Regions from separate parts of the Mus musculus genome. Here regions 2, 3, 4, 5, 6 and 7 are each linked to region 1. A link is a loop called in an ENCODE intact Hi-C map of the cell type or tissue named here. Cell type or tissue: heart. All regions are shown on one strand.

The links. Peaks named below come from ENCODE experiments on the same cell type or tissue, not always from the same donor. Only the 100,000 strongest peaks of a DNase experiment are listed, where the experiment ranks them.
Region 2: it touches region 1 in a loop (2.4-fold over the local background); 2 of 42 quality-filtered maps call a loop at or near these places.
Region 3: it touches region 1 in a loop (5-fold over the local background); 9 of 42 quality-filtered maps call a loop at or near these places.
Region 4: it touches region 1 in a loop (6-fold over the local background); 17 of 42 quality-filtered maps call a loop at or near these places.
Region 5: a loop joins it to region 1, with 2.0 times the contacts of the local background. A loop is called at or near these places in 5 of 42 quality-filtered maps.
Region 6: a loop joins it to region 1, with 2.3 times the contacts of the local background. A loop is called at or near these places in 2 of 42 quality-filtered maps.
Region 7: a loop joins it to region 1, with 2.0 times the contacts of the local background. A loop is called at or near these places in 7 of 42 quality-filtered maps.

The regions. Positions count from the first base shown.
Region 1 is chr12:108,553,496-108,557,495 of GRCm38, reverse strand. It overlaps Evl (Ena-vasodilator stimulated phosphoprotein), which reads right to left and starts at 2,776. Exons shown (of 13, transcript NM_007965.3): 1 at 2,283-2,776. The coding sequence starts at 2,287. It overlaps Gm16596 (predicted gene, 16596), which reads left to right and starts at 1,878. Exons shown (of 3, transcript NR_045753.1): 1 at 1,878-2,117. In heart, a CTCF peak has its summit at 2,121; a DNase peak (open chromatin) is centred at 2,845; H3K4me3 peaks cover 2,778 bases; H3K27ac peaks cover 2,041 bases.
Region 2 is chr12:108,884,244-108,888,243 of GRCm38, reverse strand. All of the region lies in intron 2 of Wars (tryptophanyl-tRNA synthetase), which reads left to right. Among named protein-coding and RNA genes, the nearest start is that of Wars, 7.9 kb to the left of the region's middle. In heart, no CTCF peak of the experiment used is centred here; a DNase peak (open chromatin) is centred at 2,113.
Region 3 is chr12:108,655,333-108,659,332 of GRCm38, reverse strand. The region is part of intron 3 of Evl (Ena-vasodilator stimulated phosphoprotein); the gene reads right to left. It overlaps Mir342 (microRNA 342), which reads right to left and starts at 713; the gene lies at 615-713. In heart, a CTCF peak has its summit at 1,753 (motif pointing right); a DNase peak (open chromatin) is centred at 1,772; H3K27ac peaks cover 843 bases.
Region 4 is chr12:108,756,091-108,760,090 of GRCm38, reverse strand. Gm33628 (a long non-coding RNA gene) reads left to right here and starts at 1,900. Exons shown (of 2, transcript XR_381913.2): 1 at 1,900-2,281; 2 at 3,120-3,576. In heart, a CTCF peak has its summit at 2,005; a DNase peak (open chromatin) is centred at 1,980; H3K4me3 peaks cover 1,098 bases; H3K27ac peaks cover 1,155 bases.
Region 5 is chr12:108,611,150-108,615,149 of GRCm38, reverse strand. The region is part of intron 1 of Evl (Ena-vasodilator stimulated phosphoprotein); the gene reads right to left. Among named protein-coding and RNA genes, the nearest start is that of Mir342, 45 kb to the left of the region's middle. In heart, a CTCF peak has its summit at 1,859 (motif pointing left); a DNase peak (open chromatin) is centred at 1,889.
Region 6 is chr12:108,894,011-108,898,010 of GRCm38, reverse strand. Wars (tryptophanyl-tRNA synthetase) reads left to right here and starts at 3,837. Exons shown (of 10, transcript NM_001164314.1): 1 at 3,837-3,942. It overlaps Wdr25 (WD repeat domain 25), which reads right to left and starts at 3,739. Exons shown (of 7, transcript NM_177602.3): 1 at 3,698-3,739; 2 at 1-102. The coding sequence starts at 80. In heart, a CTCF peak has its summit at 1,782 (motif pointing right); a DNase peak (open chromatin) is centred at 3,790; H3K4me3 peaks cover 1,194 bases; H3K27ac peaks cover 1,012 bases.
Region 7 is chr12:108,674,704-108,678,703 of GRCm38, reverse strand. Evl (Ena-vasodilator stimulated phosphoprotein) reads right to left here. Exons shown (of 13, transcript NM_007965.3): 6 at 3,078-3,307; 7 at 2,481-2,602. It overlaps Gm40571 (a long non-coding RNA gene), which reads left to right. Exons shown (of 2, transcript XR_003950261.1): 2 at 1-604. Among named protein-coding and RNA genes, the nearest start is that of Gm40571, 6.5 kb to the left of the region's middle. In heart, a CTCF peak has its summit at 2,442 (motif pointing right); a DNase peak (open chromatin) is centred at 3,983.

The DNA.
Region 1 (4,000 bases):
AGCATGTGAAACATGTTATATAACATAACAAGTGACTCCTCAACAGGAACAATCAAGTCAGACTACAAGACAGCTTTAAAGACTATTAAGCAAGGGAAGTCCTGAGTTCTGAAACTAATCAATGAAAGGATTCTTTTAAGTGGAGGAGAAAGTTCTAATGGGAATGGTTGTGGAATTCTGTGGATAGACTAAACACCAATGAATTGCATGCTTTCATGGACGCTTTGTGCTATGAGTTTCATCTCAATGAAATTATTTATAAACCAGAAGAAGGTGAAGGATAAACATTTTCAAACAAAGCCTAACAATCTGTGCCAGCAGAATTTTTTAATACTAAAGGGACCGGGCCGGCAGTGTACACTCATAATCTCAACAGACAGGAAGATGGTGAGTTCCAGGTCAGCCTGAGACCCTGCTCAAAAACAACAAAAACACAGACAGAGGAGATGGTGCTGAGGATCAATTGCTTGCCATGCGAGCTTGAAGGTCTATCCTCATAACCCATATAAAAGTGGGTGGGTGTGGCAGCCTCCCTACAATTCTGTTAGGCGGAGACAGGACCACAGATCGTTAGTGGCCAGCTGTGGGTTCACCCGAGAGACCCTGCCTCAGTGAAGAAATTGAAGAGCAACTCCCAATGCCACCCCCAGGCTTGGGTGTCCCCACACACACACAATGTATGCACACATGCATGCATACACATAAAAGATACAAAAAACAAACAGACAAAAGCTTCGGAATTCAACCAGTGGATGCATACAAGACCCTTGGTCTGATATACCCAACACTGCAATAGGCAGAAAGACAAACACTAAAAGATGTTCTCCAGACAGACAGAAATGACCCCACATGGAAGACTGGAAGGTGACAAAGGTGGCATTGCAGTTGATGGAAACGGTGATCTTGGTAAACAGCGAGGAATAAATCATGCTAGGAGAAAGTAAAACATGAATTCTGTTTCCACATTACACAGAAACCAACTCCAGGTAGACAGCATCATTTCATATGAAAAGCAAAATACTAGCATTTCTTCAAAATGTTAACAAGCTATCTTCTTCACTTAAAAATAGGAAACTCTACTAATTAAGAAGAAGCTAAACTGGACAATACTTAAACAGACACTTTATTTAAAAAACAAAAAACAAAAAAACCACCAAACACACACAAATGGACAATCAGTCGCTTTAGTCAACCAGAAACTGCAAATTAAAACCCTGATGGAATGTCACTTCACACTCACCATAATGGCTAAAATTTCACACAGACAATACCAAGAGGTGTCAGGAATTTTTAAACAAGGGCTAGTAAATGCTTGCTGGTATAAAGTGATAACATGATTTTGGGGATTTAGTTCTATCAACTACGACAAAAGATGTACATGTTTTTTATGTAAAAAAAACCAAACAAACAAAAAAACGAAACAAAACAAACAGACAAACAAAAAACCCAACTTACTTGTGGGTAGGGAAACTATCTACTCAATAGATATGAATGCTTTAGGAAGTACACCCACCGGCATATTCATTGCAACGTTAATGGGGAAAAGCTACACACAACTCAAAAGTCTACTAACAGTAGAATGGATACAGTGTGTACTATCTATACTATGCAGGACAGTAAGTAGATAATAGAAACACTATGGACGAACTTCAGAAATATCTTTGATGAAAGTAGGCAGACACAAAAATTACAACAGTGCATTATTTGATTTAAACAGTTCACAGAACAGGTGAACCGAATCTACAATTGGACGCTACGGTGTTTAAGAAAGATGTGCCTAGAAGATAAAATTGCACAGAAAAAAAGAAAAAGAAAGAGAGAAAGAAAACCCGGCATACGCTGCCCCGCGCCCCACCCCACCCCAGAAAGCAGGCTAAGGTTAGTCTGGAAAGGAAGGCTGGGTGCAGCAAATGAAGAGGGCACGCGGGTTTCTGGGTGTTGACAAGGTTCTAGCTGAGTGGCACATCAAAAGCCGTACCTTTTGGGGTTGCACACTCTGAGGGTTGGCAAGAGAAAGGGGACAGGTCAGAAGAGAAAGGTGAAGAGGAGAGCGCCCTAATGGAGAAGAGCTCCGTGCGGATGGCAAAGTGTGGACCGCCGGCGCGGCGCGCGCAGCGGTAAGGCACCGCAAGGCGGGCGCGGCCTCCCGCGGACCCCGCGGCCTGAGCGTCTTCTGGTGCTTGGGCCGCCGGCTGGGGGCTCTGGGGCCGCTTCGATGCCCGGGCACCCCACCCTCCACGCCGGGCGCTCCAGGCCTCGCTGCGCTCGAGGCCCCGACTCACCTCATCGTGGCTGCCGGGCGGGCACGGGGCCGGGGATGAAAGCGCGGCGCGACGGGACGCTAGCGGGGCAGCCGACCCCGGGCGCGGCGGCTCCGCGTCTGGCTGGGCTGCAGGCGGCGGCGGGGGCTCATCTTCTCCGGCGGGCGTCCGGGCCGCTAGCTGCGAGGCAGCGCGGCCGCGGCGGCGGCGGCGGTGGCGACTGACAGCTGGGCCCCGGCCCCTGCCATCTTGGCGGGCGCGCGTGCCCGGGCCGGCGCGTGCGCGTCCCGACCGCCCGCCGACGGGCCGGGGGAGGGGGCGAGCGGCGGGGTCTCGCGGGCGGGAGCGAGCGCGCGCGTCCGCCTGAGACTCGGGGCGGCGGCCGGAGGATGGGGTCCGGGGTGCGGGGTGCACGCGGGGCGGAGGACCCCTCCGCCCGCCGAGGAGACTGCGCGCGCCGACGCCCCTCGGTCGGCGGCCGCGGAGGGAATGAGCGCGCGCCGCAGCGAAGCTCCACACAAAAGGCGCGGGGCTCCGTGGTCCGCGCCTCTAAGAGGGCGGGGCGTGAGGGGCGGGGCAGGGGTGTGGCCCAGGTTCAGAGGGGCGGGGCGAAGCTTTGTGGAAAGGGTGGCTGGGCAACCGGGCCTGGGGGCAAGACGGGGGGCGTGGCCTAAGGTCCCAAAGGAGATACTGTAGCTTAGAGGAATGGGGTTAACTTAGTGAATTCCAGGGTCTTGTCTGCGAGAGAAAGACCGGGGCGACCTTAACGGGAAAGCTTAGGGATCTTAGGTCTAGGAGAGGCCTGGAGGATGGGGTTAGTAGGGAGAGACAAAGCGGAGCTCCGCGGAAAGGGCTGGAGGGTGGTGGGCCTGGGGCCGGGGTTTGGGGCGTTGACCTGGAGCTAGGCGAGCAGAGTCGGGCAGAGACCCCACAGAATCCCTGGTGGTGGAGGAGTTGTATAGAAAAGGGCAGGTGGAGAGGCTTAGGGCAAAGGGTGTGATTTGTGAGGCAAGGCTGAGCGGGGAGAGTGCCAGGAGGCACGTGGAGCCCTACTGAACCGGCTTTCCAGTGCATTCAGAACAGAGCATTATGGGCTGAAAGTTGCAATTTTTAAACGGATCCCTTGCTCTGCAGTACTGTTAGCAATGCCTGAGGTTATAGTTCTCCTAACCTCATGTGTTCCCTTCTTCCTGGGAACCAGATTGGTCTCTTTGTTACAGAAGAGCCTTGTCACATCCTAAGAGTTATGAAAATACTCAGGCCTCAGGTCACCTGAAGGTATTCCAGGTGTCCCCAGGAGAGTCCGGGTTGGTGCACACTTTTATTCCAGCCAGACATTGTGCTTTTCCACCAATCTCCAGGTGTCTGTCCCTGGGGTCTAACAAGTTGTTGCCATTCTGTAACTTGGAGGGAAGAATTAGTTGGTGGGTTTGCTGTAAAGATAGTGTCCTTCCTCTGCACCCCACACTAGAATCACTGACACTTTTGAGGAGAACCCATTTTCCAAAGCCAAGAACCGGTGGCCTCCAAAAAGAAATCTTTTTGAGGCCACATGTTTCAAAAACTGTTTAACTTTTTGTAACATTTTATATCAGAAGAGTGGGAAACACCAAGTTCTTCTACATCCAAGGAATAAAGCCTTCTTTCTGCTTTGCTCAAGAGAGGTTGGCTTCAAATGGCTAGCTGTTAGGGAAAGGGGAAGGGCGGGTGGGGGTAGGGAGAAATGTGAGCAAGTCCCT
Region 2 (4,000 bases), 330 kb before region 1:
CAGATCCTCAAAGGTGCCAGAGTCCATGGATACCCAAGTCCCTCACATGAAGTAGTATAGTATTCACGAGTGATCTGCTCTACACTTGAGGCCATCTTAGTATCGTGTGTATTCTGTGTAATTAGTTGTGATGCCCCATGTCTTTTGGTTGGTTGGTTGGTTGGTTGGTTGGATTGGGGGTTTTTTTGTTGTTGTTGTTTTTGTCTTTTGGTTGGTTGGGTTTGGGTTTGTCTTGTTTTTGTTGCTATATTGTACCTGTAGAGAATATAGTAGTCACCTTTTTGTCTGTTGCTGTGACATAATGCAGGACAAAAGCACCTTAAGGAAGAGAGTGTGTTTGGCTCACAGTTTAAGGTTAGTCCTTCATAACAGGGAGAGCGCAGAGGCAGGACTGTGAGCCAGCTGGTCACATGGGATCACTGTCAGGAGATGGAGATGAGTGTCTGTGCCTAGGCCCTTTCTCCATGGAATGAAGCCACCTGCATTTAGGGTAAGCTTCCCACCTGAATTGCCCTGTGTAGGAACCGCCTTGTAAGCATGTGCAGAGGTTTATTTCCTGGGCACTTCAGTGACAGTGAGAAAAGTGACAAGATGGGATGTGTACGTCCTCAGCGCAGATGAAGAACCTCTTTGTGTTTAGTAGTTCCTGTCCTATGTTCGTTCTGTAACCCAAGAATACAGAGCCCACAGCTAAGACCCCGAGCACCCGGCATCTTCCAGCCTCTTCTCCCCAGCTCTGAGCATGCACAGACATTGTCAGTCCCTACCATTGATCCTCTTAAGGTTACACTTGGACATGTCTACTATTTCCCTCCTTTCTTAATTTCAAGTTGGGGCTTTGGCCCAGGCTGTACGGATTCCTGCTTTCACACACACTTCCCCTCCTCCAACTGCCGGGATATGTCGCAGTTCTAGTCAGGTCATTATCAGTACAGGCATTGTTACACTATGTAAACACATAGACAGCTGAACCATCAACTAAAGCATGAGCCCTTTTCCTTTCCTTCCCACCTTCTGTTTTCTCTAGGGTTAATGTTTGCCTTAATTTCTGTTTGCCTGGCCTTTTCTTCATAATGCCAACAGGCAGCACATAACACAGTCACAGATAGCAGGATCCGATAGGTTGTGAACACAGTCAACATTGTGTTTATGGTTAAGTCACTTTTGTATAGTGTGAGCTTTTGTTTGCTACTGGGTGGGAGTTGTTTGTTTGTTTGTTTATGATAGGATGTGGTATGTGCTAAGGAAGCATTCTGCCACTGTCTTGGCAACTTTGCTCCTTTCTGTCCAGATAGCTGACCCAAAACACCAGCTTCAGAGAGGAAGAGTTCCTCTTATCTCACAGTATGAGGGTCCAGACCCTCATGGTGTCGGACGAGTCTGTCTGACACCCCAACACGTGGGATGCCACTACCCGCATCATCCCTCACCTGATGAACCACTGTGGAAACATCTTGACAGACACACCGATATCACCTGGGTGATTCCAAATCCAATCAAGGCGACAATAAGAGTTAGCTAGCACAGCCTCAAGGCTAGGTATCCAGGCCTGGTGTGTGTATTCAGTATACTTTTATCATTAAGCTTGTATGCCCACTTACTAAATTATAGCAAGATTTGTGCCATATTACCTTGGCAGAAGCCCCCTATATCCCATGTTTATCCAGTCTCTTGACTGTATCAAAGCTCACATTAGTCAAGTAGTAGGCCTGTGCCATCTACTTTAGTGCACTGATGGTGTCGATGCTTAACGACACATTTCTCAGACTCTATCCCCACCATTAAGCAGTGTGGGGCTATCATGGCTCCTCCCTGGATGTTGAATCTCAACACTCGGCAGCTACTATATAAAGGTAACATCTTAGGCAGTCTTACAGGACCTCTGCCAATAACCTTCCCTAAGGTTGGATTGATAGTCAAGCTGGGTGTGGAGTTCTGAGATGGAAGCAACTTTCCCTTCGAATTCTGTTGTTTCATTTGTCTGTCACAGAATCTCTGTGTAGTCCAGCCTGGCCTCAACCTGCTATAGGCAAGACTACCCATGAACTTCTCATCTTCCTGCCTCTGCTTCCTGGTTGCTTATACTAGAGTGATGGGAAACCACACCCAACATCCCTTGGAATGCATTCCTGTGGCCTGTTTGTCAGCACATTTTGTTGTCCTCCCTAGGGACATTGGAGTCATTTCTGTTCTAGTGCCCTGACATTCCAGGGATAGGACCAATACTCCTTGCAAACCTTAATTCTCAGAAATCATATTATTCATTTGATCTACTTGGTACTCTGTCTTTTCTGTTTTTAGGTCAGAAACCCCTCCTCTGGCTTTCTTCTCTCTTGCTCTACTCCCCATTTCTTTCTGTTCTCTGCGGCTGTGTCCTCACCCTAGCCTCCTGCTGTCCTCCATTTCTCCTGTCATAAACTCCCAAGTATCCCTTTGGGCATGCTCCGTAGTGCACCGAGCTGGTGATGCCAGTGCCCCTGGTGCTCTCCGCCCTTTGTGCCCCGGAGTCCCAGGTGAGTTTCCTCTTCCCTTCCTCTCACAGGCATCGCAGATGTGCCATAGCTTGCCATCTGCTCACGGCCTTGGAGACAGCTGCCAGCTGGCCTCATGGTGAGGAGACCGTAGCTCTGTGCGGCCCCTTTCCTAGATAGCTGTGGGACTTGTTTTGGTTGAGGAGGAGTCTTTGTGTTCGGAGTATTAACTTCATTTCTTGGAAATCGTATTCTCTGTGATCGGCTATTTAGGGAGTATGAGGTATAAGGCTGGTCTTGGTATACTTCCCACTGTTATGTATAGTAGTCTCTGATCTACATACCACTGTCTTTTTCCCATGGAAACTTCTGGATGGAATGAGCTGAACTGTTTCCTGAACAGATCTAGCCAGCTTTCCTGTTATTGCCCGTATGTTATTACTTCATCATCGATGCTGGGGTCTCTGGTAGTCCGTGGTGTGAAGTGGACTCACTGCCCTCCTAACCAGCCCTTCCCAGATTATCTTTTTCTCTCATGCTGGGTCCTGTCACTGCCACCTGCTCCTGTTTTCTTGGTCCTCTGTCTTTTAAGGAGCTCGCTAATGGTGAGTTTTAGGAGCTGGTCAGTGTGCAGCTCTAATGGCAGCAAAGGCACTTCATGCCCTTCGCTGCCTCCACTCTTAGGTCTCCATCCCTCCTCCTCTGCTGCTTCCCATCCAGCTGTCTTCTCAGGAGTCTGTTTATGTTACCAGACGATGCCGTCCACCTCACATTCAGCCCCGTAGCTTTCCTTGGTCATTAGTCTGAGCAGACTATTATATTTTAAAGGAAATAAGTGGTATAGAGAGAAAGTCATGTCTGAACACCTGATTATCCAGAACTCACCATGTGGGCACAGTGGATTGGACTAAATGGTTTTCAGGTAAAAACCTAAGATAAATAAAATGCTCAAGAATGGGTAATTTCTCCTGTAATCCTACTTGGTAGGCTAAACAGTGGCATTTCTATCAGTTTAACATTAAATTTGAATAACACTGTAATGTTATCCTCATTCTGAGACAGGATCTCACTGTAGCCCTGACTGGTCTAGAACACACAGAGATTCACCTGCCTCTCTCCCGACACCACTAGGACACTGGCTTTTAAGTTGAGTCTCTATGTCCTGGCCCACACTACTCTGAAATAGGAAGCAAGTTAGCAGGTCTGTTCATTGCTTTTTTCCAGGCTACAGACATTCCCTGAGCAGTGACAAGATTAAATGTTTCCTCTTTCCAAAATCGGATCAGATAGAGTGCAAATTGTCAATAGTCAGTGATTAAAAGATACCACTTGCTGTGTACTTGAGAGCAAGGCAAGTCTGCTCACAGATAGTTCCGCAGATGAAACTTGTTAGACATGTATTTTCTTTCCGGTGCTGAGCCTAGGACTGCTGAGACAACAGAGCAGCTGTCCAGTGAAGGCTTCTTCTCTTGTGTGAGCTATAGACATGGAGTTATTGATTGCAAGAGGTAAAGTCATTTTGATAACAA
Region 3 (4,000 bases), 100 kb before region 1:
CTTGTGGGAGGTATGAAGGTCTCTGTGCTCACAGATAAGTACTAGGGAACCAGGAATGCTGAACACACAGAGTTGTCCCTTCAAAGGGAGGGACACATAACCTGTTATCTGCCCAGAAGGTTGGGAGCAAACGTGGTTAACAGCCTGGTGACCTCTGTGCTATCTATGTGGCCGAGACCACACAGGATCCTCCCCAGACTCTTACTGTGAGCTTGTCAATCTACAGAACTCATCTTTATGGAAGATGTCACACGTACTTTACAAAGAGTTTTGATGTAGTCACATCTTAAGCTTTGTTGTATATACAGGACTGAGTTAATTATCACCAGGAAAGCACCAAATTGTGCTGTGCTTAAATGTGCCTAAACTTAATTATTTGGGGTCAGACTCCTGAAGTTTGAACCAATAGTTAGGCATGTTGGACTGAACTGCTTTCTTATCTCTCACTCTGCTGGTCATGGCGGTTACAGAATCCGAATCGAAACCCCACACACTGCCCAGGTCTGCATCCACAGCTCCTTCCACAGCTCACACACATCACGGCCACATTCACGGGGACTTCACCAGGGCTGCTGCTTGGTTTGGGGTGCTGTGCTTCTTGGTTCTGGTGGTGCTCAGCAGGCCAAGGTGACGGGTGCGATTTCTGTGTGAGACAATTCCATTGACCATGTCCCTCAATCACAGATAGCACCCCTCACCTTGAGCCCATTTTCACAGATGGCAAATGGTGCTGGCGGTTCAGGAGCTTCATCGTGGTCTTCAGGAGAGGGTACAGAAGCAGGAAGCGAGGGGTATGTTTGCAAGGTGCACAATACAATGGAAGAACACATGGTGAACCCACTCGCTCACTCGCTCATGCATGCACCACAAACACTTGCATGTCAGTCTCTTAGGGTGTAGATAAATACAGATATGGAAGGCAACTTGCTCCAGAGAAACTCAATAACTGAACCCAGCCAACCAAGAGTCCTGGGAAGGATCCAGGTTCTCTGAGCATCTGGAGTGAATCCACATTCAGAGTGGTACATAAGAAATATCACAAGCAGGAGAGCGCACTACGCCAAGTCATAAAGTAAGTCAAAGGCAAGGTGCATTGTGGAGGGCTGTGCAGGTCATTGACGTAAACAGCACTGGCAGCCAGGCTGGATGGATGCCTGGCCCTTATCTGGAAAGGGAAGTCAAGGCGAACTTGTTGGTTTGTCCATACAGTCAGGAGAGGGACGGTAAATCTATGGGCTGAAGATGAGGGAGCTGGGAGGAGACCATGAGATAGAGTTCTCCTGGGACTTGGCCCAGCACACATCCCTTCCTCCCCAAACATGGTCTAAGGCAGCTGGAACTGTGTTAAGGACTTTGGGTTGTAAATGAGCTCCAGGCCTGCCACATCCCCAAGCCTTGTCAGGGTGTACCTGGCATCAGGTATCAGGCTGGCTTTTGAGGTTCTAGGGACCGGTCTTTAATTTCCACACCTGGCTGAATCCATGTGCTCGAATGTGCTGTGCCAAGTGTTACCGTGAGGATAGAGGCAAAAAAAATACAGTAACAGGGGCACACTGAGGAGAGCGAGGAACTATGGGGATTCTGAATTACGTCAGGCAGGTGAGGAGGGAGAAGGGGTCAGAGGTGGGGAAGGCCTAGCAGGAGCAAAGTGTGAAGGGGACTTGTGTATTGTTGGCATGGAGACTGTTACAAAGCTCAGGTTCTCTTAGTGAGGTGGGTAGACAAACACAGAGGGCCACTGTTTACAGTGTGGCCAGTAGGGGGCAGGGCAGATGGAATGAGCAGAGCCTGGAAACAAAGCCTGGGTAGGAAGTGTGACCTTGGCCCAAAAGGCACACCCAGAGGAAGCCATACCAACAGCCAACATCCCCACTGCAGGGGAGATGCAAAAAACAGTTTAGGAGTTCTATCTCTTCCAGGGAAAAGTTTCATAATTTCTAGCAAAATAAGGTTTGTGGGAAGCAAAACTGAAGCTGACTTCAAGAAGCTCTGAGGTTTAAGACTTCACCCAGGTTCACAGTGAGGAGATAGACCAAGCCTATTCACAGTGAATCCTAGAGAAAATGCTGGCCCCTGGTACTCCTCAGAAACAATCTGAAATCAGCCCAGCCTAATCTCAAGCCTGCAGCCTTTTGATCACTCATCCTCCTGCTCTGCTTCCTGCCCCTTTCCAGACCAAGTTAACATCCAGGATTTCCCAGGCTGCAACTTCTGGTAGCCAGTTCATGCTTTTAAAGGAGCCACTACCTCCACAGAGAGCTTGGACACACTATGTGGCTGACCCCTAACTTCAGGCTAAAGCTGTTCTGCCCTTATTTGTCTTCAAAACTCCTGTCATTACTATTTTTATCTTCATGATCTCATTTCTGATAGGTACTGCATTCTAGATGGGAAATTGAGGCTCAGGTCGTGCCCAAGGTCAGATGGGCTATCAGCAATTGCAGGGCTGCTCCCCTGTGAATTCAAACTCACACCATTGTTGCAGGGACTGGAACTCAGGCTCATGGGGGGAAAAGTATTCTTCGTATGCCAAAAGGAAGAGTCCTAAGCTCTAAATATGGTAGTCTGTTTCTCAGAAGTGTTGGTGGGCCCTGTACTATACCTACTTCGAAGGTCTGCACAGTCTTCATTAGCAAGAACCAAAAGGGAAAAGATGCCTTGCACCTGCCTGCTTCCCAAAGCACCACTCTGACCGCAGACTCCAGGAAGAAATGGCATCTCAGACCCAGACTGGCTGGGATAGGAGGAGAATGCTTGGTTGTGGACCTAGCTTTAATCTATTCTATATAAGCCTCACTCAGGATTGGGGTTAGTTCTGTTACCTACAAAATGCAAACTTGAGGCAGGAAAACATAAGGAATAGTTTAGGATCCTATGACCCTAGCTGGTTTTGGTTTCCACCTCTCTTACGATAATGCACCTGGCAGCCTAGCTCTTTTACCTGCATGCACCATGCACGTAGCTCTCTCTGAACAATGCACCTCAGAACCTCTTCAGATCCCCACCTTGCGTGATATCAGACTATGTGTACCTCCTCTCTAAACAGTAGACATTTCTCTGCCATGCAGTTATTGAATTTGGATTTTTTTCTGTACAAGTGCATTCCTAATGTATCCAGGTAGATAGGTAGGAAGAACAAAAGAGCTGACCTGTCGTGAACTGGTTTTGACTATATAAAGCAAAACTGTCTATAAACTTTTAAGGAGAACCCCATATTTCCTATCTTATGCCAACGTATATTGGGTATGCATATCATATCATTGCAATTAGATTCACAATGAGAGACATGCACAGTAGAAAGTGATTGTGACCTAGTCTATAAATCAAAACAAAACCACCTAAACTACACCCCTTAGTAGCCACTTCCTCCTCTTCCTGAACCCCATAAGAGGGAGCCTCAGAAAATGAATGGGGTCAAGTGCTCCCTCATGCTCATGTGGCCTATTGTCAGTCTTGACAGTGTATTCCTGCATGTTCTATGTACAATGCCCTCCCCGGAACCTCCTCAGACCTTTAAAATGCACCTTGGCTTTGCTCTCTCTCTCTCTCTCTCTCTCTCTCTCTCTCTCTCGGGGTGCTAGGTTCTCCTCCTCCTCCTTCTCCTCCTCCTCCTCTTCTTCTTCTTCTTTTTTTTTTTTTTTTTGCAAATCTGTGTGATTTTCAGTTGTTTTGCTAAGAGGCCTTGAACGTGACTACTGATAATAAACTTGTGGCTTCAAGACACCTCAGGCTCCTTCTCCAGTTCCAACTCTGCAGACCCCATCTGGGGTTGGAAATGTCAGCTGAATTCAGCTTTAGGGGAAGGAGGCAAAGTCCTACCATGTAGGCACCTTGCTTCAAGTGCCGTCCTAGTTCTGCGCTCCTGGAATAACATTATTACAAGATGTCTGTGGTGAGCCTGGAGAGAACGCTGGCCGTGGGAACAGAGTAGCTCAGGGGGAGGGAGTAGCACTTAAGGCCATCTCCCTGGCACACGGCATCCTACACAACAGTCAGGTGA
Region 4 (4,000 bases), 200 kb before region 1:
AACAAGGTGCAGAGTGATGGAAAAAGACACTCAGCACTGATCTCTGCTCTTCTCCCGCGCACATGTGTATATGCAGCATGTGCGTCTGTACACACATGTAAACATGTATGCAACTATACATGCAGGTCCATACAAAAATAAAATTGTGTACCTGAGCCCAGCATTGTGGCACAAGCCTGTAATCCCCGGTGCCCTGGAGGCTAAGGAAGGAGGGTCACAAGTGCAAGCCAGTTTGGTTTGCATAGCAAGGCCTTATCTCAAAAACAGAAAAATGTGGGTCTGGGGTATTGAGTAGAATGCTACACTGCAAATTATGGCCCTGGGGCTAAAAACAATAGCAAAGTATGTGCCTACAACTAACGTCATTGAAAGAAAGCACAAAAGGAGAGAAAGAAAATGGAAGCCCCCAAACAAACTCATCTGCCTGTATTTCTCTGAGACCGTAACAGCTCTGCTGCTGGGAGTGGGGTGCCCTGTACACGCAGAGAGTTCAGCCTCCAGTGGGTGGTCTCCAACACAGCTAACTCTCAGCTGTTACTGAAGGCAGTCCCTAATGAAGACGTCAACTCTAACAGCCCATGAAACCTCCAGGCCTGTTTCACGTCTGATCTCTCTCTACCTTGCTAGCTGGTCCATGGAAGCCTCCAGCTCAGTGTCGCAAGTCAGTCAGCCTACACTGTCTGCGAGCCCAGGGAGGAGGCGTCCTGCAGGCAGCCTTCGGGATGCCAACTCTGCCGGGCAGAGTGGTGCACGCCTTTAATCTCAGCACTTGGGAGGCAGAGGCAGGTGGATTTCTGAGTTCGAGGCCAGCTTGGTCTACAAAGTGAGTTCCAGGACAGCCAGGGCTATACAGAGAAACCCTGTCTCGAAAAAACAAAAAAAAAAAGGATGCCAGCCCTGGGACTGAGACTGACTTCAGGTCTAGCCTCTGAGGAGCTTCAGGGCCAGCGCTGAGTCAGCCAAGTTATGTGGAAAGTAGGGTAAGGTGGGGTATACCCAGGAATTCCCTTGAGATCGAGTAGTGTGTCTGGAGAAGGGGACTAAGGGCAGAACGGGGTTCTGATAGGAGGCATCTGTCTCATCCCCGCGGCCTTGGTCAGTGACAGCAAGCACCCGTGGCTGTTTCGGGGGCACTCCTGTACTCCCATTCGCTCTTCCAACCCACCCCAGGGACCCGACTCTTCCTCCAGCTCAGCTCCAGGCTCTCAGCTGACAAGCACGCAGGTGCCCCCTCAGCCTCCCAGTTCTGTTGCCAGGCAGTCCAGCCTAAAGATCTAGGCCAGCCATCAGCCTTTGGGAACCTCCAAGTGCTATACAGTTTCTGTCAAGCCTAGACATACCTGGGAAGACAGAATCTCGCATTACCTCAATCAGGATGGCCTGTGGGCAGGTCTGGGGCGGGCGGGCGGGGGGGGGGCATTTTCTTAATTGCTAATTGATGTAGGATGACATGCTATCTTTGGGCAGATAGGCCCGAGTTGTATCAGAAATCAAGCTTAGCAAGCCTTGGGGAACAAGCTAGAAAGCAGCGTTCCCCCATGCTCTCCGCTTCAGTTCCTGTCTGGGCTTCCCTCCATAGTTGACATAACACAACCACCCACGCCAGGTTGCTTTTGGTTAAAGTGTTCTTTCACGGCAAGAGTAAAGCTAGCCGGGACCCCAGGGAAAGTACGCAGGCGCAGGCATCAGCTAAGGTGTAGTTCCTAAGCTATATTTGTGTCCACACAATGTTGAGTTCCTACTGCATACCAGACCCTCTATCTATCTGAAGGGGAGAGAATCCTGAAAAGCAGTTCTGTATGGTACCAGAAAAATCCCGAGGGAGCACAGCGCAGCACACACACACACACACACACACACAGCCCAGCATGCACTGCTACTGAAGTGCAGTTAGCAGGGAGGAAGCCAGGCGGAGCCACAGAGCAGACTACGGAGAACAGCAGGCCAGTGCAGGCCCCGCCTCTCTCGCGGCACGTGACCAGACTAGCCAATGCCTGCGCGGGGTGGGTCTGCTGGTCCCAAAGCACCGCCTCCCGGGTGCTCGAACGGGAAAGAGACGCCAGCAGGAGGCGCCACGGGGCCACGGCCCGACCGTGCGTGCGCTAACAAGTCATCGGGTCCACGGTTCCTGAGGTCGCAGCCTCTCCGCCTGGTTTGGGTTTCCGCGGGGCGTGGACGCTGAGAGGATTGCTTCCCCGTTGCGAGTTCGCTTGAGTTGGGGACGCGATGGCGGAGTGGCCGCGCCCCTGTGTGTCCCCAGCTGAGGATGTCCCTGCCTAGGGTGCGTACCGTTTACCGCCAGTCCTCACCTCTGAAAATGAGTGCGACTCAGTCTAATAAAGGTAGCCGTGCTGAGCAGGGATTTGGAGGACAGGCTCGGAAGGGAGTGGGCCAGGGAAGCCACACACCCAGGAACCCTTGGCTAAGCACAAATGGGAACTGACCTGGACGCACCTGGGTCATGGCTCCCATCCTGCTGACAGGAAGGAAGCTTAGAGAGTCACAGAAGTCACCTTAACTTCATTTGCTATAGTATAATTTGTATTTCAGACCCTTCTGCTCAGACTAGATCAACTCTGGTCTTACAGAGTGATTTCAAGGACAGCCAGGGCTACACAGAGAAACCATGTCTCCCAAAAAACCCCAACCTCGCCCCCCCCCCCAAAGTTGCAGGTATAAGGCCTTCAGGTTTTACTTTTGTTAATTTCTGGTTTGATTTACCTCGTGGTTAGAGAATTTAGTCTTACCTATTTTCTGTAGTTTTTATTTCTTAAAAATTGGATTTCTTTTTTAAAAAGATTTATTTATTTACTTATTTATTTATTATGTTAGTACACTGTAGCTGTCTTCAGACACACCAGAAGAGGGCATCCGATCCCACTACAGATGGTTGTGAGCGACCATGTGGTTGCCAGGTTTTGAACTCAGGACCTTCGGAAGAGCAGTCAGTGCTCTTAACCGCTGAGTCGTTTCTCCAGCCCTAATCTTATCTTTTCTTCCCTTTATTTGTGCTTGTGCGTGCACAAATGTGTATGCACATGTGCGGGACTGCTCATCCCACAGAACATGTGTGGAAGCCAGAAGTCGACTTACAGGGTTGCTCTCCTTTCTCCTTGTAGGTCCAAGGGATGGGGTCTAGCTTGTGAGGCTTCCTGGCAATTGTCTCTACTCAATGAGCCATCGTCCTGGTCCCTGACCATAATTTTACGCACCTAATCTTTAGGGGTTGATTCAAATTCTTGCTGCTGGCCTTGCTCTATTCTCCCCCTGGTGTCACTCGGCGGCAAGGTCACATCTTCATGGCCATTTGCGGTTATCTTGATCACAAAGTGTTCATCCTGACTGCATTTCATGTTTGCCTTGGACATGGTTTGCACCTTCTGTTTGTCTGCATCTGCCGATTTGACGTCCTCTCCTTCTCAGTCTTCCTGTTCGCATCCGTGGCTGCTGATTTTAGTCACCTGACTATTTGTTGAATCATTTAGCAGAAATATTTGTTTACTCTGGATACATCTATTTCCTTCTGATACCTTGGTAATTGTATTTATATTAAAATTCTTTTTAATTTTTAAAGTAGTTTTTTTTCCAACTTGCGATATATATTTTTTTAAGATTTATTTATTTATTATATGTAAGTACACTCTAGCTGTTTTCAGACACACCAGAAGAGGGCATCCGATTTCATTACAGATGGTTGTGAGCCACCATGTGGTTGCTGGGATTTGAACTCAGGACCTCCAGAAGAGTAGTCAGTGCTCTTAACTGCTGAGCCATCTCTCCAGCCCCAACTTGCGATATTTTAATGAATACATGATTTTTTTGTTGTTGTTTTTTGTTTTTTTGAGACAGGGTTTCTCTGTGTAGCCCTGGCTGTCCTGAAACTCACTCTGTAGTCCAGGCTGGCCTCAATCTCCCAAAAATGCCTGCCTCTGCCTCTCGAGTGCTGGGATTAAAGGCGTGTGCTACCACGCCTGGCCTGAATACATGATTCTTTAACTTG
Region 5 (4,000 bases), 58 kb before region 1:
CTTTCATTTTTTTCATTCTGCTGTGTAACAATGACTGGCAGGAGGCAGGAAGTTAAAGACAGACTAGAACAACATCAGTATTGGGAAGCCAAGCCTACCCAGCTCTGCTCAAGGGAGCTGGGATGGAAGCACCCTAAGTGTTGTCCCTGTCACCTTCCGCCTAGTGAAAAGTTAAATAGTAGGATACAGGTTAGATTCCTTAAGGGTTGTATGGGAATTCAGAAGAAAAGAGAAACATAGAGGGCCACTGAGGTTGGAAAAGGAGCTGAGGAGGAGTGTGACACAGGCCCGGGCTTTAGATGATGTCATTAAGGAGAGAAAAGAGCACCAACAAAAACCATGGGTTTAGACAGAGAGCAAAGAAGATGCACAGACCCACACCTAAAGCAGGTCTCCTACTCTTCAGTCTCTAAGATGGGCCTGCCTGTGTAGCCCAGTAGCAGCCCAGGCTGGCCTCAAGCTGGTTATCCTCCCTCAGCCTCCCCAGTGCTAGTACTCCAAGTATACACCATCAAGCCTGCTGTCTTTTGGAGAACAGAAGCTAAACTGCTAGCTCCGTTTCAAAGAAGGGCAGAAAGACCACCAAGGGCTTTATGTGCAGCAGAGGAGAAGCTGGACCAGAAATGAGCAAAGTTCTGAACTTTAAATTGGGAAGGATTGTCCCCAGAGCAGCAGGACCTGTTTAGCTCCTTCTTGCCTGTTTTTAACGGAAGCTGCCTTTAACTTTTCAGCCATGAGCAAACATGAGCTGACCCACACTGTTCATACCAGGAATCTTACCAAATGTGTCTACAGTTGAAGACAACGGGGAATAAAATGTAAAGGTGCTAAGTCCTTATTTCATGGCTTGGGGTCTGCTCTGAGGTGTATTTGTGTGTGAATGTGTCCTCTCTCCAGGAAATCCTTTTCTACTATGTACAATGCTGCTCTGTTTTTGAGATGGAGTCTTACTAAGTATTTATTGTTGGCCCAGAACTTGCTGTAGACCAAGATGACCTCAAACCTGCAGTAATCCTCCTGTCTCTCAGGGGTTTAGGAGTGACCTGTGTTTAGATTACAATATCCCCCACTTTCCCCACCCCAATTGAGAACCTGTACAAGGGTTCTCAAGTTAAAGTCACTCTTTAAAGCTCTTCTCTAGCTCGTGTTAAAAGAAGACCCACAATCCTATCAAAGCAGTAACAATACAATTTGCTTGAACAGCTCTCATCAGAGAAATCTCACTTTCATTAAGTCTCCTTTCAAAGGAACAGGCTGTCCATATCACCTGTCTGGTGCAGCCATAGCAGGTCAATAGACCTTGTTTATTATCGAGCTCTGGAGATAATGAGAGATGATACAGGTTCCGAGAAGGCTAACGCTTGGAGTTGGTCTCTGGCCCCATTACCTTAGCCAGAAAACCCCACAGCTCATTTGTCAACAGTAATGGAATCACTTAACCTCAGACCTGGGAGCCTACATGCCGACTAAGCAAAGACCCCAGCTCTCCGCTGACTGGTCATACTGTGTTTGTTTCACTTGCTCATAAACACTGCATCTGCAAACAGGATCATCTTCCAGGGACTAGTTTTTAGCATTCTAAATCTCAACTCTCAGTGGGTAGGAAGACATTAGAAATGTTGTCTGTACAACGTGCTGGCCTTTTCCCTCTCTCTAGTAAATTTCAGATCCGAGACAAGGGTCTGCTTCTTTCAGTAAATAGAGACTTATGACTCAGCAATACACCGACTAGCCTCTAAATTCCAGCCACCTTGGGAGAGCTTCCTCTGAGGGAGCAGTAAGTAACAGCCCCACTTAAAGTCAGGGGAATTAAAGCACAATGAACTTACATCCTTGGGGTAAAGGGCGCCCTCTGCAGGGCACAGAGAAGCCACCACAGCCTGGGAGAGAGCATCCAATAAAGCCAGCTCATCCTCTGCTCCCCACAGTCAGCTCCTATACTCTACCACCAACCTCACAAGTCACTGGTCAAGGGTTCACTCCAGGAACCTGGAGGGCTGCCACTCTCCTCCAGCCCTGAGTTCCAAGGTAGGATTCTTATCCTTGGCTGCTTCATCCCAAGCTTTGGATGTCTTCAGCAGCTCCTGTGGATAGTGAGCTCTGGAAGACATGTTCATACTTGCTATTTTCAGCCATGGCGTCTATTTAGTAGCTTTTCAGGAAATGTCAGGTGAATGGTCACTCTAAGAGCAGAAGGACCCCCGCCCCATCTTCCCACCTCCAAAAAGGCTCCTCCTGGAGTTGGTAGAGTTTACAAAATGGGAGCAACTTCTAAACTCTAAGTCACTGCCAAAGGCTACATGGCTCTGAGGTGGTATTCTAGAATATGTTGGGACTCATATCACATCATTTCATTCCTTCAGGTAATGAGTTTTGTTCTGTCACCTCAGATTTATTTGTTTTTAACGTAAGAGAATACTAGAATGGGCCAGTACTGGGGTTGTTAGCACCGAGCCAGATAAGCGCTAACAGATTCAGCCCTCACTACTTCCCAAACACAGAATACAAGCAAAGCAATGCTTCATCACCCACAGGAGTCCTTCTACACATGACTCCCAGGCTGCTTTAATAAGACAGGTAGCCAGGTGAGATGACTTCTTGGAGTCACAGTGTCTGTTTCTCCTGTAAGCACTGACGTCAGTCTCTGGGTTGCAGACCCACGGCCCTGCCTCTAGTTGAGTAAGCTCACCATTAATTGAGGCAGACTGGAGCATTCTGCCTTGCCATTTTGGCAACTAACTTGTTTGTTTTGCTTGTGGCTTCTAAGTTACTACCAAAACCATGGTATTAGTGAAGATCACCTGTATTACTCTGTTCCCAGCCCCCGTCCTTACTTTTTTTTAAAAAAGATTTATTTATCATTATACTTAAGTACACTGTAGCTGTCTTCAGATGTGCCAGAAGAGGGCATCAGATCTCATTGCGGGATTAGGGTGGTTGTGAGCCACCATGTGGTTGCTGGGATTTGACCTTAACTCCCTACTCTGTGCTGATTTCCTCCAACCAGGTGCTCCTACTGTTTCCTGTAAAAACCCACATGGTGGCAAACCTGAAAAGGATCTAGGAAATCAAAGAGTGGGCCTCACAGTCCGGCTTGGTTCAAATTCTGTCAGCAGGTATCTAACATCTCCTAGATGAATGGTGGTGATAGGTGTTAATATAACCTCTTGGGCTGGGCAGTGATGGCGCACGCCTTTAATCCCAGCACTTGGGAGGCAGAGGCAGGCAGATTTCTGATTTCGAGGCCAGCCTGGTCTACAAAGTGAGTTCCAGGACAGCCAGGGCTACACAGAGAAACCCTGTCTCGAAAAAACCAAAATCAATCAATCAATCAAACAATCAATCAATTAAAAAAAATAACCTCTTGACTTGAAGCACTCATGTTTCTGTAGGGCCGAGTCTACAAACACCAAGTAGGGCATGATCATTTGCTCCAATCACTGTGCAGAGATGAGGCATAGAGATGTGGGGAGTAGGAAGAGTCAGTCACTATCCAAGAGGATACTCTGTTCTTCCGCTGTCCTGTCTTCCTACAACTATGTGTGTGTGACAGGCACTATGATAGATCCTGGGATCCCAAAACAGTCTCTGAAAGGTTGTACTGACTGCTAAGACCTAAGCCAATTAACAAAATGTTACTGCAGACATGCAAAATAGGAAACTGACCAGACCTCACTCTAGCTGCTGGGCTGACTTTATGTGAATTACCTAACCTTTCTCAAATTCTACTCTCATTTCCTTTATTTATTTAACACATTCACTAGAGCCTATTACACACATACATACACACACACATACATACATACATACGTACAACACTTGAGTGAAGGCCTAGAAAGAAGACAGAATGCAGGGATGAGGGCTAAACATCACACGGCTGGTGTGGCTGGAGTGACAAAGGCCAGGAGTGCTGCGCACTGCCAAGCTTAGTAGGCCAAGACGTGCCAGGCATCATACGTGTCGGGGCTCTCCCCTCAGCGAGGTTAGAACGCAAGATTGA
Region 6 (4,000 bases), 340 kb before region 1:
TGACCTGCAGCGTCCCCACTTCTGGCAGGGTCAGCCTCGGTCTCGGAGTCAGAATCATCATATGCCACCAGCGAGGCCATACAGTCACACAAAGGTGACTTCCTAGAAGTAAACAAGATCTAGAGTTAGCAACCGTTAATAACGCGAGTCGTTCTGCACTTCGGGGCAGGATGTCCCCTTGAAGCTCAAAGACGTCAAACTCCACAAGCACAAACACATACAGAATAGAAAAGGATTTCAGATATTTCAACATAGAGAAATTATGTTTGGCGCAGGAAAGGTAGCTCAGTGATTAGCAGCGTGTACTGCTCTCCCAGAGGACCCACCCTGGGCAGCTCACAGCCACAGCAGTCCTGGCTCCTGAGGATCCAATGCCCTGTTCTGAGCTCCATGACTACCTGCATTCGCATGTACAAGCTCACACACCAACGATAGGTGCATGCGCGCAATTAAAAATAGGAAACATACCTTTTTAAAAGGGGAAACTAAAAAATATAGTTTGGGCTGCAAGATGACTCGGTGGATTAAAGGCACTCGTCATCACACCTAAGCTCAGTCCCTGGAACCTACACAGTGGAAAGAGAAAAACCAACTCATGAAAAATTTCCCTTGACCTCAGCATGTGAGCCTTAAGACGCATGCTGTCTCCCAGTTATGTATACAATAAAAGGTTTGTTTGTTTGTTTGTTTGTTTTTTAAAAAAAAAGGGGGGGGGAATGATATTTGACAAGGTATGTATGTTAACCCTAATTTAAATATTACATAATATATAAAAACCCAAGTAATAGTAAAAAAAAAATGGGTCTCCTACTAAATAGAAATAATTAGTTACTGTGTGTGTGTGTGTGTGTGTGTGTGTGTGTGTGTGTGTGTGTGTTCAGACAGGGTTTCTCTGGGTAGCTGCAGCTATCCTAGAACTTGCTCTGTAGACCAGGCTGACCTCACACTTACCGAGATCCTTCTGCCTCTGCTTCCTTAGTGCTGGGATTAAAGGCCTGGGCCTCCACTTCCTGGTTTTACAGATAATTTTTTAAATGGAAACCTCTGTGGGGCTGGGGCTAAAGCTCGCTGACAGAATTCTTGTCAACACATGCAAGGTTCTGGGTTTGCCCCTCCGCACTGCAAAGCAGAAGAGAAGAAAAAAGAGAATGTAGAAAAAGAGCACGAGGGCAAGAGGGACCTGGGTATGGCAGCACCCACCTTTGAGCCTAGCATTCGTGATGCTGAGGCAGGAGGATTATGACTTCAAGGACACCCTGGGATACCTAGGCAAGACCCAGTCTTTAAAAACAAACAACCTCAGCCTGGAGATGATGATGTACACCTATAATCCCAGCACTCAGGAGGCAGAGACAGGTGGATTTCTGAATTCGAGGCAGCCTGATCTGCAGAGTGAGTTCAAGGACAGCCAGGGTCACACAGAGAAACCCTGTCTCTAAAAACAAACAAACAAAAAAAAAGAAAAAATCCGTGTCCAGAGAAACAGAGCAACTGCAGAGTACTGCCCGGGCACGTACAAAGCCCAGGTTGGGTCCTAAGTCACCAGTCAACCCAACTGTGGCAAGAGCAATTCTAAACATGGCATCCAAATCTGTTTGTTTCACCCCAAATGCATAGGTTCACAGGGTACTAAATTTCCATTCAAAAGTTTTTCCTGGAATTCTGAGCATTCACAAATTTCTATCAGCTAGTTCTCAGTAAGAATTGCTTTGGTCTAAAACTCAGTATTAATTCTGTGAGTACAGACAGAAAGAAAATAAGGATGCTGAGCATATCTCAGCCAGCAGAGGGTGGAGTGGGACAAAGTGCAAGCCTGGGCCATGGACCAGCTAGCCCGCTTCTTTTTTTATGCTTGTGTGTTTGCTGTGTAAGTGTATGCATGCCTATGCGAATGTGCAAACCTGTTCTCCTAAATACAAGGAGGCCAGAAGATGGAGTCCTGTGCTGTTTCACTTTCTATCTATTCGAGACATAGTCTGTCTGTGACCTCTTACAGGTTGAGTTACAAGCAAGTGTGAAATGGCTTGTTACATGGGTGCTGGGATCCAAACTTTGGTCTTCATGATTTCAAAACAAGTGTCTTTAACAGATGAACCTCCCTAGCCCATTACAAGTACTCACTATGTAAGCCAGGCTGGTCTTAGTCCAGTCTTCCTGCCTCAGCCTTCAGAGTGCTGGCATTACAAGTATATATCACCATGTCAGATCACACACTGGGCTCCAAAATTCCACTCAAAGCCTTCCACATCTGTCCCCTAATGGCATTATTTGCCCTAAGAATCCCACTGCCATACAAGTCTGCTCATCATCCAATGCCTGTAGCTATCATTCCTACCAGCAGCTGAATCCAGGCAGGTAACAATGTCCACATTTAGAAACATCTTCGAAAAAGGACTTCTAAAACCAGCTTTCCACTCTCCAACCAAACTAAGATCCCACTAGAGACTAACCACACAGAGATAGACCCATGCTCTGCAAATAATTTGATCTCTACATATTCAGCAGGGAGTTGAGGCCAATCTCCTGGTTCCTCAAATGAAACCCATCTGATTCCCACCACCATACTATATAGAGCTCGGTCACAGCCTGGGTTTTAAGCTACACGGTTATCTGCAGGGTAGACTCACAAAAGAGGCCTATAGCAGATCTGAGGACAGTGTGGCTCATCAGCTCCACAGGGGATAGAAAATGAACGACAGCAAGGGACTGGACACCAGATGCACCACACATAGATTTCATTCTCTCACTCAACATCTGCCACAGTAGGCAAAACAGTAAATGATGTCCTTCATTCATCACACTCCCAAGCCATAGAAAGACAAAAACATCCCTGACTCGTGAGCCAGACGATGTCGTGGACTTGTGAACTCAAAAGGAAAAGGATACAGGGTAGCTGGGCCCAAGACTGCATCTTTTTCTGGAGCTGAGACAGGTCTCAGAGAGACTACACCAGTGTGACGCTCTGAAGAGGTTGAGGGAACTAAGGTGTTCACAATACTGTGACTAAAACAGAACCAATACCAATGAAGAGGAGTCAAGGGTGAGTCAAGAAAACATATATGAAGGGAGACGGCTGAGAGAGATGCACACCGTTTAGGAGATGATGGTAGCCATCTTGTACCCAAGTCCAAAAAATGCCATGAGAAAGGGGGGGGGGGGGAGGTGAAACCAAGAGGAAGAGGCTAAATGGGGGAAAAAGAGGACTGAGGACTGAAGTCGAATACTGAAAAGCTAAAGGGAGCACGGATACATGGGGCAGGGTGTCCTGTGTGCTTAGCTCACTGTCCAAGAAGCCTCAATCTGGATGAATTTGCAGACAGCAAGGTGATGGGGCAGGGAACTGGGAAAGTTAAAGACAGAATTTTCCCGTTCAACACACGGGTCCTAGTTTCCTACTCTGTGTTAGGCACTATGATAGATCTGATGTGGGTAGAAATTCACACGGATCTTGCCCCAGAGGCCATGGATACAGGATGGGAAACAAAAAACAGACACGGGTTTTGAAGGATGAGTAAGTTAGCCAAGCTGTCAACACTAATGGGTAAAGAGTTCAGAGCACAGCACTCTAGGAATGAACGGGAAGAACAGGAAGGCAAGCGGCGAGCTGAGCCCGGCGCTAAGAAGCGAGAAGCATGCGGCCGCCACATCCCGGCCCCCTCCCTCCCGGGCCCGCCGCTCACCACACACACACACACACGGAAGCTCTTGGTCCACCCCTACAACGGTCCGGCCAGCACTCGGGCCGCCCAGTCGCGTTCCACCACGACGCCAGCAATTTCAGCCAATCGGAGATGGTCTCTGCCCTCCTCTGCCTGGACAGCCAATAGCGGCATGCCGAGACCGGAAGTTATTCCAGCCGGCTGGTGTTTCCACGGACGCCCAAGAGGTACCGGTGGCTGAACTTGGGGGTGCTGACTGGTGGGGCCGAAGTGGGGGCCGCCGGTAAGTGAGGAGGGGGTGGTCACTGCGCCGGGAGCGAGGGAGGGATGCCGAGGTGGCG
Region 7 (4,000 bases), 120 kb before region 1:
TTGGGGAACAATTTGAAGGTCAGAAAGTAAAACTATTAATAGTTGAGTGAGGGAATTTTTTTGAGGACAGGGAACAAGAAACAATGGTAGCCTGACTGGTCCTAGCTGATGCACCTCTTCCTTCCCGAGGCTGGGCTGGCGAGCAAGGTGATGACTAATTTCTTGTACTCACCTTTGCCCTAGCTTCCTGATGTTACTTAATGAAAAAAATCGTTAATGAGTAGATGCACCCTGGGGACTTAAAATAAAAATGACTGTTTTTTACATAAAAGTTTAGATTTATGATTCTCTTAAGATTTTATCATTATTTTTAAAGATAAATAATAATTCTTTCTTTGTAACTGCAAATTGCAGCCTGCCAGTAAGAGAAACTGGCTGAGAAAATTATTTTGCTTGCTTTTATTTTGTTAATCTATAACAAGTTGCTTAGTTATGAATGCATGTGGGTTCTTGGGAATAATCTGTTGTTGTTGTTTTAAACCTGTACTGTTTAACCTGTTCTAAGAAAAGTTTATTCATGTGAGAGTATTGGTAAATATGTTTTTCTATGAATACTCACTGTAATGGATCACTTAATGAAAAATAGAAGGTAATCACATTGTGATTCATTTTGTACCATTTGAAAGATTTTGTTAGGATATATAAATTGTGGAAGAAAAAATAGTTGTTATATATATATGTATACATATACATATATATATGTGTGTGTGTGTGTATATGTATGTGTGTGGTGTCTGTGTGTTTGTATCTCTGTGTATGTGTGTGTGTTTATGTGTTTGTATTTCTGTGTATGTGTGTCTGTATGTGTTTATGTGTGTGTGTATGTGTGTATATGTGTGTCTGTGTGAGTGTGTGTTTATGTGTGTGTGTATGTGTGTATATGTGTGTCTGTGTATGTGTGTGTGTGAATCTTCTCCTCCTTTTTTTGCCAGCTCCAAAGAGTTTCTCACTGGCTCCAGTAAATCAAGTTTCCGCCCTCAGAGAAAAGTCTGCTGAATGATCAATCACTGATTCTACACCTGCCTCAGTTTCCCCTGACCTGTGGAAACTGGCCTCTGACAAATTATTCCTCCCACAGACTAGGACCAGTAAGTTCATCAATTCTCTCTCTCTATTTCTTCCCACTCTGGCCTAGCTTAACCTTTGCCTATTCCACGGCAGCTGTCATCACCTCTTCCTGGGTGACAAAGGTTTCTTCACTGGTCTGCCTAGTCGCTTTACCCCATGATGCCCACTGATGCCCAGAAGCCACATTCCATCTCTTAAAATCAGAGGGACGCCTGTGCGGACTACTCAGAGGTAGTCATTTGCCTAACATGTGATCGGGCATGTGTTCCATCACACAGACAATACAGACCAAGCCACTGCAGTCTACACTGGTGAGTGCCTCCTGAGAGGCACGTATGTGCCTGTGCCAGCACAGCAGCCCTCAGGAGGTGCTCACCTGTGACTTCTCCACTGTAGGTGGAGCCCTGCTAGAAGAGAAGCAGGAGAAAAAGCTGCAGGACTGCTAATCTCATGAAGCAGATTTCAAAGACTTGCTTGGTTGTTCCTTGCAGACTGTGCAAGGCACATTTGCTTTTTTAGTGCCTGGACCCCACCTCCGACCCCCCCAGCACCTGGCGTCTGCTTGGCTCCTGGCAACTCTAACCTTTTCCTGTTTTTAGAGATCCTGTGTTTTGGGATACATCATCCAAGCCAAGTTGTTAAGCTCACTGGTCTTAGATTGAAGGAGGGTACAAACATTTTCTTTTCTAAAATGTTTTCTCCTGTTATCTGAAGCCCTATTCAGCTCTGAGATCCAGCTGGGCAGTGAGGCACTCTTTCAGCCTCCTCTCCAGCTGGCCTCCTCCACTCTTCCATGTGCCGGCTTCTCAGCCTGTGCTTGAACACTGCCCGGCTGGCACCTCTGCCACCCTCAGCCCATGGAACTGCACTTCTTTAAGCAGAGGACAGGTAGAGCCTCTTCTGTGAGACCCGTCTCTTCCTCTTGCAGGCCTTAACATACTGTTCTGTGAAGGCTGCTTCATGTCTGCCTAGACTGTTTAGGAGGTCTGGGAAGGCTAACGCTGCCTACAGAAGCAGTGTTGGGGGCAGTGGGGTGTCTGTAGGCAGTGCTCTAAAACTCTGGGACTGTGTTGTATTTGTTTGTCTCTCAGTTTCTTTTTCTTCTTTTTTTTTAATTTTTTTTTTTTTGTAATTTATTTATTTCATGTATGTGAGTACACTGTCGCTGTCTTTAGACACATTATTAGAGGGCATCAGATCTCATTACAGATGGTCGTGAGCCACCATGTGGTTGCTGGGAATTGAACTTGGACTTCTGGAAGAGCAGTCAGTGCTCTTAACTGCTGAGCCATCTCTCCAGCCCCTTGCTTGTCTCTCAAGTGCAGCGGGTGCTGTTCTAGGCCCCCTAAATGTGTCTTAGCAATGACATTCAGCTGAGGACAGTGGCTTCCTCTAGGAGGCACTGTACTCACCTCTTAGCCAGCAGCTTGTTCATTTCTTCCATGAGGCCTCCTCCACCTCCCCCACTGCTTGCCCGGTTGGCATCGGACTTTGAAGTCCCACTAGGACTGGAGCCTCCAGATGCATCTTCTGGCTGAGGGTAAGGAAGAAGTGTGTGTCAGATGCTGACCCAGAAAGATCCTAGGAGTGAGGCTGCTAGTTTAACACTCTCAAGTCCACGGAAAACCAGAATCTAGGGAGGCTCAGGGACAGGCTTGGTAGGCCCACAGGCATGAGTCCTTGCCAAAGCCAGTTAGTTACAGGGAGGAGGGAAGCAACTTTCAAGCCAGAGATATGCATCAGAGCATTCTTTTATGAGCAGACTTATATTATCTGCAGATCTTTCCAGGAGCATGTGCACCCGGGGTGGGGAGCTGAATCAACTGGAAGCACATTCCACGGGAAAAGCAAGGGCAGATTCAGTACTTATTAACTAAGGCAGCTGGGAGCTGATCCAGGGGAAGAGAGTTTTGCTCAGTGTCTCACTGATGAACAGGTGAGGACAGGGTGAGAGATGAGAGTGATACGTAAAGGGTGGCTGGCCTGCCTACCCTGACAGGAACTCTTACCCGCTGCACCCTCCTTAGCTTGGCTCCCGCCAGAGCAGCAGCCAGTCCTGATGCAGAGCTCTCATCATGGTTGGTCCCCTGGGCTCCTCCAGCTGGCAGTGGGGGTGGGGGTGGGGGAGTAGACCCTGTGGGTGGAGGTGGAACTGGGGGTGGAGGCGGGGGTGGAGGTCCACTACAGGAGAGAGTGGTGCTGGCTGCCGATGAGGGATGCCCAGGGGGGAGAATGGGCCCTGAAAAGCAAAGGGGAGGAGTCAGTCTCCAACACCTAGGGGTGTCCAGCTACTGTTTTTATTCTGGGTCCTTCAAAAGATTGGAGGGCAGCTTGCTCATCAGAGATGAGGTGCAGAAGAGTTTGTCTCAGGAAGGCCCTACAGAACCCAGCCCCATTACAATCCCTTCCTATTCCAATCTCCCAGCATTGGGTGCTGGCTACACTGGCATATAGTCACTTAACACCCTTGAGCACAGCAGAGCTCCTCTTGCTCTGCTCCTGCCTCTCCAGTGTGTGTGAGGAGTTCCTGGCAGTGCCGGTTTCCATTATAAGTACTTGGCTGCATCTTAGGTACTGACTGAAGTTGGTCTCAAGATGTAAGTGGGACTTGTACTTGGATCCTAGGGTCTCTAAGAGGTAAGGAACTGTGGGTCCAGAGATGACCAGGAATTTGGGTCAAGGAACCACCGAGGGCTGGCCTCCACTATGCACCTAGTCAGGCACCTCCAGTGAATCAGACACTGTGCCATACACTGAGGGGAGTAGACCCTCAGGGTGCTTTTGGTCTAGTAAGGTCAGCCAACAAATCACAGAGGAGAACACAGACTTGTGCTGCAAGGCTCGCTCTACTAGAAGTATGCACAGGAAGCCTGTCGGAGCTGAAGCTCTTGGATGACTGCCCTACAGAGCTGGGAACACACAGGAGAGGTGA